2 separate regions of the Homo sapiens genome follow, and region 2 is linked to region 1. Evidence: read pairs that join two places in POLR2A ChIA-PET (ENCODE). Cell type or tissue: OCI-LY7. All regions are shown on one strand.

Region 1 (4,000 bases):
TGGGCGTGATGGCTCACACCTGTAATCCCAGCACTTTGGGAGGCTGAAGCGGGCGGATCACGAGGTCAGCAGTTCGAGACCAGCCTGGCCAATGTAGTGAAAACCCCCGTCTCTACTAAAAATACAAAAATTAAGCCAGGCATGGTGGTGCGTGTCTGTAGTCCCAGCTACTCAGGAGGCTAAGGCAGGAGAATCACTTGAACCTGAGAGGCAGAGGTTGCAGTGAGCTGACAGAGCGAGACTCCATCTCAAAAAAAAAAAAAAAAAAAAAAAAGATTGTTGAGCTTCAAACCTTTCTGGGGGCTGGGAGGAGCCAAAAATGTGCATTTTAAACAAGCATTCCAAGTAATTTTTTTTTTTGCATCCAGAAGTTTGTGAACCACTGCTATGATGAGGGCATGTGTATCCTAGGCTACCCAGAGATATACACAAAAGTTAGATTTCATATAGTCTATTTGTCTAAGAAAAATAAATGAAAAAGCAGGCCAAAGGAGTTGACATCTTTATTTCTTTCCTCAAAGAGATTTTAGCAATTACCAAACAAGAACCGTATCTCCTCTTTCTGTGGAGTGAGAACAGGAAGGGAAAAAATGGCATCGACAGATGGGTTGTCAATTAGTGAGGGATGAGGCCAGCCATCACCCTTTCAAAAATACATTTTCTTCTTAGATGTAAATTCTGCAGTGCAAGACGAGGGACTGGGACACGGGCTGTCTCTTAATTTTTTTTTTTAAGGCAGTTTTGCTCTGTCACCCAGGCTGGAGTGCAGTGGCATGATTTCAGCTCACTGCAACCTCCACCTACCAGGTTCAAGCAATTATCCTGCTTCAGCCTTCTGAGTAGCTGGTATTGCAGGCACACGCCACCACGCCCAGCTAATTTTTCTATTTTTAGTACAGACTGGGTTTTGCCATGTTGGACGTGCTGGTCTTGGACTCCTGGCCTGAAGTGATCTACCTGCCTCAGCCCCCCAAAGTGCTGGGATTACAGGTGTGAGCCACCATGCCCAGCCATGTCTTTTTTTTTTTTTTTTGAGATGTAGTTTCGCTCGTTGCCCAGGCTGGAGTGCAATGGCACAATCTTGGCTCACCGCAACTTCCGCCTCCTGAGTTCAAATGATTCTCCTGCCTCAACCTCCCAAGTAGCTGGAATCACAGGCATGCACCACCATGCCCAGCTAATTTTTTGTATTTTTAGTAGAGACGGGGGTTTCTCCACGTTGGTCACGCTGGTCTCGAACTCCCGACCTCAGGTGATCTGCCTGCCTGGGCCTCCCAAGGTGCTGGGATTACAGACGTGAGCCACCGCACCCAGCCTCTTAATTCTTAATGGGGCCAAATAATCCTTTCCCTCCGAAATATAAAACCAGGACAAGAGAAAAATGTGAGTTCTCTCACCACCTATTCCCACTACCTTCCCCCTTCAGAGGCCAAGTTTGGCTGCATGTGATGATCCCTGCTGCTCTGTGCTGTTCCTCACCCATCTCCACTGACCCAACAGAAGGTGGCGCTATTAATATTATGCCTCCTCTGACACCTGCTACCTGTCGATTAGCAGAGGATGTTTACCCCTCTGCTCTTGAAATCAAATGTCATTTGTCTGATTACATAGAGGCTATGTGAGAATGTTTTTCAAGAAGTCTAATAGGAAAGTGACTTTTAAAACTGAAATGTCTTGAGTACATGGGGTAAATGTTTCTTCATCCTCATTCACGCATTCTTGTTTCTTTCTCTCATATATACACATAATTCTGTTTCTTCTTAGAAAGAGGTAAATGGCCTTGGCAACTATGCCCCTGGCTAGAAGATGATGATCATGCTGACAACTCCATTAAATCAATCCACAGAATGTGTACGCAAGGACACTGAAGCCACTACTCATTTGTTCAGCCAAAGTTGCCAACTTAGAGACTGGCACAAAGCCCCGAGTTTTCCCTGCAATTCCTGAATTCAGAGGCATCATGCAGGCATTAACCCATATTTATCTTGAGGTCTGCCAAAGACGAATGCAAGTAGATGGGTGGCAGAGGTGAGATTTTCAAAGTCAGTGGGTTTTCTGGTTAAGAACAGGTGGGCGAGAGTTTGGGCTCCTCTTCTCTCATAGATGAAAATAACTGACAGGTTTTTACAAGATTTATGTCACAATCTAAAAATGATTCATTCTCCAAGGCATGGAATAGTTCTTGCTTTATAAAAATAGTACTGCGATTAAAAAAAAAGCACTTCTGCCAAAGGAACCATGTTCCAACACCGCAAACAAGGTGTTCTGCTTAAACAGAGTAAGATACACCACCCCCATCCATCCCTTCCTTCCCTGTTCCCCTCCCAACTTGAGTTGTGTCATTCGCACCAGTGTCCTGGGTGGTAGGGATGCTACAGCCACCTAAGGCAAGGAGCCCTGGGAGGTGGGAGGGCTTGCATGGTTAAGCACACCAGAACTGAAGCGCAAAAGGGTCAGCTGTCTTCATCTAGAATCTCTGGATGTTCCTTCCAGAAAGCATCCCCGATGATATCGCAGTGCAAGGGCACTGGCTTTGTCCTGGTCCGGGTCACTGCCATCTTTTTTCCTTCCATTTCTGTTGGCAGCTTAATTTCTTTTGTCATCACTTCATCCACCTACAGGTAAAAATAAAGTAGTGACATTGTTAAGTCAGGAGTGGGTTTGGGAGAGAAAGGAAAGATGTGGGGATAGCTCACTTTTTATCTTCATATACTTCCGACTGCCAGATTTGAGATATATATAGATATAAATATGTGTATATATATGCGCATATATGTATGTGTGTATATATACATATATATATAAAATCTCAGTATGCATGAAGTTCTTTATAATTAAAAATAGTTTTAAAAAGGTTATGTTATCCGAGCGCGGTGGCTCACGCCTGTAATCTCAGCACTTTGGGAGGCTGAGACATGCAGATCACTTGAGGTCAGGAGTTCGAGACCAGCCTGGCCAACATGGTGAAACTTTGCTTCTACCAAAAATACAAAAATTAGCTGGAAATCCCTTGAACCCAGGACGGGGAGGTTGCAGTGAGCCGAGATGGCACCACTGTACTCCGGCCTGAGCAACAGAGCAAGACTCTGTCTTAAAAAAAAAAAAAAAAAAGGTTATACTATTCTGAAGCAATCTTAGGAACAAAGAAAGGATTCCATGTTCCTCATTAGCAATAACTATAGAATTAAAGGTATTTCTTACCTTCCACCTGCATTAAGAAGTATCCAAGTCTGTACCAAAGAATAAATGTTTTGAACAACTCAAAGAGCTGGAGTTGCCAGTGGAATGACTAGCTCTCAAGGTACTCCTTGGTACTTGAAAACATTCATTTCAGAAAAAAAAAAAACAAAAAAACTTTACATGGAAGGAAATAAATTTAGAGAAATCATTATGCCTAACAGCTGGTACAGAGAGAAAATATTGGTAAAATTAAGGATATAGGTAAATGTACAGACTTATTACAGAATATTAAGCTAAGTATGAATGTCAAGGGAATCTCATGACATTTACGAAAATAACAAACCCTCATATACATTGTCTCTTAGTGCCTCATATTACAGTTGTCATGGGATGGAGAGACCATTTAATGGTATTATCCAGTGTGAAAGTATTTTTTAAGTATTTTATTAATGCACAAATCCTCATATCTGTACTGTATCCTTTTTAAAGGATTTTATCGGATACAGGGACAGCTTACAACACAGAAAAATAAAGGCACTAATTCTAAAATTCTGTAATTCTGCTTATGTATGGGAGATTTCGGACCACTACTGACAAAATGCACATTAAAAATAAGAATCTATGGCCTCTCCTCTTGGAAAGGTTTGCATTAGCAACTGGAGTAACATCAGCATACAGGCAGCAGGGAGGGCACAGCTTGGAATGGGCACAGGCTATCTTTTTTCCTGACTTCCATTTTTCTTTGAACATAACAGCATTACCTTCTGCCATATCAACACAGTCCCTTTCCTATACATCGGCAGCTCATTATTATAGTTGA
Region 2 (4,000 bases), 260 kb after region 1:
ACTGCACCCATCAACCCGTCATCTACATTAGGCATTTCTCCTAATGCTATCCCTCCCCTAGCCCCCCACCACCCAACAGGCCCCAGTATGTAATGTTCCCCTCCCTGTGTCCATGTGTTCTCATTTCATGTTCATCTCCCACTTATGAGTGAGAACATGTGGTGTTTGGTTTTCTGTTCTTGTGTTATTTTGCTGAGAATGATAGTTTCCAGCGTCATCCATGTCCCTGCAAAGGACATGAACTCATCCTTTTTTATGGCTGCATAGTATTCCATGGTGTATATGTGCCACATTTTCTTGATTCAGTCTATCATTGATGGGCATTTGGGTTGGTTCCAAGTCTTTGCTGTTGTGAATAGTGCCACAATAAACATACGTGTACATGTGTCTTTATAGTAGAATGATTTATAATCCTTTGGGTATATATCCAGTAGTGGGATTGCTGGGTCAAATGGTATTTCTAGTTCTAGATCCTCCCTATTTAATAATGGTGCTGGGAAAACTGTCTAGCCATATGCAGAAAGCTGAAACTGGATCCCTTCCTTACACCTTATACAAAAATTAACTCAAGATGGATTAAAGACTTAAACTAAGACCTAAAACCATAAAAACCCTAGAAGAAAACCTAGGCAATACCATTCAGGACATAGGCATGGGCAAAGACTTCATGACTAAAACACCAAAAGCAATGGCAACAAAAGCCAAAATTGACAAATGGGATCTGATTGAACTAAAGAGCTTCTGCACAGCAAAAGAAACTATCATCAGAGTGAACAGGCAACCTACAGAATGGGAGAAGATTTTTGCAATCTATCCATCTGACAGAGGGCTAATATCCCCAATCTACAAAGAACTTAAACAGATTTACAAGAAAAAATCAAACAACCCTATCAAAAAGTGGGTGAAAGATATGAACAGACACTTCTCAAAAGAAGACATTTATGCAGCCAACAAACATATGAAAAAAAGATCATCTTCACTGGTTATTTGTAATTTTAATAGATACTGCCAGCTTGCTCTCCTGACTTCCTCTTGAGAATATAAACACATTATACATACAGTTTCTTTCTAAATGGGACCATACAGTATATAACTTTTATCTATCTGATTTTAACCTGTAAGATATCAGGGATATTTTCTTTCAAACAGGCCTCTGGCCTTCAAGTGAGGCTTATTGCTTTCTCTCCAGGACTTCTCCAGGCCTCGGCCGCCCCAGAAGGCACTCCCGGCAAACCCAGTGCCAGGCCGCAGGAGCCTCCCCAGGCCAGGAGGTGCATCCCCACTGCGGCCCCCTGGTGCTGGCCCTCAGCAGTCCCGGCCTCTGGCAGCACTTGCCCCAAAGGTGAGTCCACGGGAAGCCCTCAAGGTGAAAGCTGGTACCAGAGGGCTCCAGGGGGGCAGGTGTAGAGTTGAGAAAACAAAGCAATTCATGCTTCTTGTGGTCTGGACTGAACTTCCAGAACAAAAGCCAAGGGCAAAACATTCATGTTTCTTGGTGCCCGCTTGACTGTGGAGTTTTGGCTTCATGTGAAAGGTGATTCTTAGAATCCTGAGCTGTGGTGGCTTCAGTCCTGCCCCTGCACCTGACCTGGGGAGGGACCCTGAGCAAGTCCCTCTTGAGTCTGTTTCCTCATTTGTACAGAGGCTATGATGAGCAGTAGTACCAGCCCCATCAGGTTGTTGTGAAGAGCAAGGAAGTGCATTAGTAGAAGCCACCTGGCCTGCGGGAGGCTGTGTACACTTGGCCCCTCCTCGTACTTCTTCTGTGTGGCTGACAGTCTCAGTTTGCCAGTCTTGGCAGTCAGGTCAGAAAGGGATGAGGTGAAGAAGCTGGCTGACCATGCTGTATTCCCACGAGGCATTGAGAAAACTATGGACTGTGCTGCTGCCTTAGCAGGGAAGGGAAGAGGGAGGGGTGGCTGGTCAGCTTGAGATAGGGGCACCTACCACACCCCTTCCTGCAGGGCTGATGGTCTGGGTGAGTGGACACATGGATGGACTTCACAAGAAGCCTTTGTTCTCAGTGGGTGGTCCATCCTTCCTTCTAAAATCGGGAGGATGGCTGCCCCCTTGATCCCATTGATCAGCATCAAGCTGATGTCTCTCTCCCTCCCTTCTTTTTCTTCCCAGTTTCCAGAATACAGATCACAGAGGGCTGGAGGGATGATTAGCTCGAAAATCTAGACCTGTCCAAGGGGCTTCTCCCTTTCCTTGAGCTCTCTGGACACTGCAGAGGACCCATGGCCATGGAACCCTGAAGAAGCATGTCTGGCCGCCTCTGAGCTCCTCCCACCCTCCTCCAGGAACCTCCACATCTCCAAAAATCTCCCTGTTGACTCAGTGCCTCCTCGGCTTCCTTGGAAGCCCAGAGGGACTATGATCTGATGGCCTCTAGGTGTTGTTTTGTGCAATATACAGCCCCAGGTAGGGAGGGGAGAGTATGAGGAGGGTGACTGGCAGCTTCTCCTCCAGACTCCTAGCCCCGAGGTGCTGATGGAGATGCTCAAGGCCAGCAAGCCCCTCAGGCCAGCACTTCGCTTGCAGAAGCCATCCATTCACTCCTGGGGTGCAGGGCACGCAAGAGAGCTTCCCATTGCTTCTGCTCTCCTCAGAGGTCCCGGGCTGGATGGAGGCTGGTACTTACCCACCCCTTTTAGCTTTTAGGGATTAAGGAAGGGTCAAGCCAGCCACTGCTGTGGCCCTGCCCAGGGCTTGGTTGAGGGAACGGCTTCTGGCTGTATGGCTGCATGTGACAAGCCACGTCCCCTCCCACCTCTCCCCAAACCCCTGCATCCCTGTATTCACACGGGTCACTCTGACTCAGACAGGTACTATTCGTAGGCAGTGTAGACAGCAGGAGGAGCACCGGGCTTGGGCTTCCTCTGAGCCGTGATGCCAAAGGTTGCGACTCCTGACTCTGGATAATTTTTAGTTGCTCTTTGTTTTCTCTGCCGCACTTTCCTGGTGCCCCACGCTTTTCTCTCTTCCTTCCCCTCTCATTCTCCCTCTAATGTGTGGTGCTTTGGTGAGCAAACCCTCAGCAGTCCTGACCTTCGGGTGACCAGGTGCTTGTGACCTACAAGTCAGAGTCCTCTCTCACAGTCGGCCACTGGATTTCCCTCACTGGCTCTCAGGAGTGTGACCAGAGTAGACTTGGGGCATGGCCATTGGGGTCATATGTTTATTTTTCATTGTGTTTTGTGACCTCAGCAGGGTGGGGGTCTTCCTCCTTACTCTAAGCTAAATCTAGGTGAGGTTTCCCCTTAGGGAGCCCAGCTATTTACAAAGTACACACGAGGGAGCAGGCTGGTCATTGACTTCGGGCTGGACCGTTGCCCTCTGAGCAGAGAACAGACCCATTTCTGGGAGCTGCCCGAGATCACTGGAGAAGGCAGCCAGCAGCAGCTGCACTGGAACAGTCAGAGCAGGGAGCCTCTTCCTCAACCCAGCTTTTTGTCATTCACTTCCTTTTGTTCTCTCTCTGGTCACTGCCCTTACCTGACCCTCACAGAAAGAGAGCTCTGAGCAGGTGAGGGGGTCTGCGGTGGCTCCTGTCTTCCCTGCAGCAGGGAAGGAGGGCCGTGTGGTGCTTTGCTAGATAGGACGGTTTTTGCAAAGCACCTGGAGATGTTTGCTGGGAGATAGACTCCCACTCCACAAAGGTGCTGGGTGGCTCTCCGGACAGGAGCTGGCCTGACTCTCACTCCTCTGAGGCTTTCCTGGGGCCTCCTCCCATCCTGCCATGAGCAATTGTTTGCTCTTGAAAACCTCACTGCAAGGCTGAGGCTGAGCTTCTGATTCACCACCCCAGGGCCTCCTTATAGTTCTCTGCACACAATAGGTGCTTCTTGGATGTTCTTGGGTTTGGAAATAAGTGGAAAATACGGGATGTACCCCTGGGGGAAAAGCCTGGGTTGGGTTTAGAAAGATCTCAGGAAAATGAGTTTCTCTTCCCTCAGGGTGGCTGTGATACAGGTTCCCCATGTCCTTGCCGTGGGTC

What was found. ChIA-PET counts read pairs that join two places held together with the same protein. Peaks named below come from ENCODE experiments on the same cell type or tissue, not always from the same donor. Only the 100,000 strongest peaks of a DNase experiment are listed, where the experiment ranks them.
Region 2: POLR2A ChIA-PET joins it to region 1 with 6 read pairs; 4 of 35 experiments call an interaction of 5 or more read pairs at or near these places.

What each region holds. Positions count from the first base shown.
Region 1 is chr5:157,737,936-157,741,935 of GRCh38, reverse strand. It overlaps THG1L (tRNA-histidine guanylyltransferase 1 like), which reads right to left. Exons shown (of 6, transcript NM_017872.5): 5 at 3,942-4,000; 6 at 487-2,615. The coding sequence ends at 2,454. Among named protein-coding and RNA genes, the nearest start is that of LSM11, 3.8 kb to the left of the region's middle. In OCI-LY7, a CTCF peak has its summit at 1,503 (motif pointing right); a DNase peak (open chromatin) is centred at 1,505.
Region 2 is chr5:157,479,133-157,483,132 of GRCh38, reverse strand. ADAM19 (ADAM metallopeptidase domain 19) reads left to right here. Exons shown (of 23, transcript NM_033274.5): 22 at 1,190-1,342; 23 at 2,131-4,000. The coding sequence ends at 2,184. Among named protein-coding and RNA genes, the nearest start is that of NIPAL4, 21 kb to the right of the region's middle. RefSeq lists an enhancer at 3,696-4,000. In OCI-LY7, no CTCF peak of the experiment used is centred here; a DNase peak (open chromatin) is centred at 1,682; H3K27ac peaks cover 1,605 bases.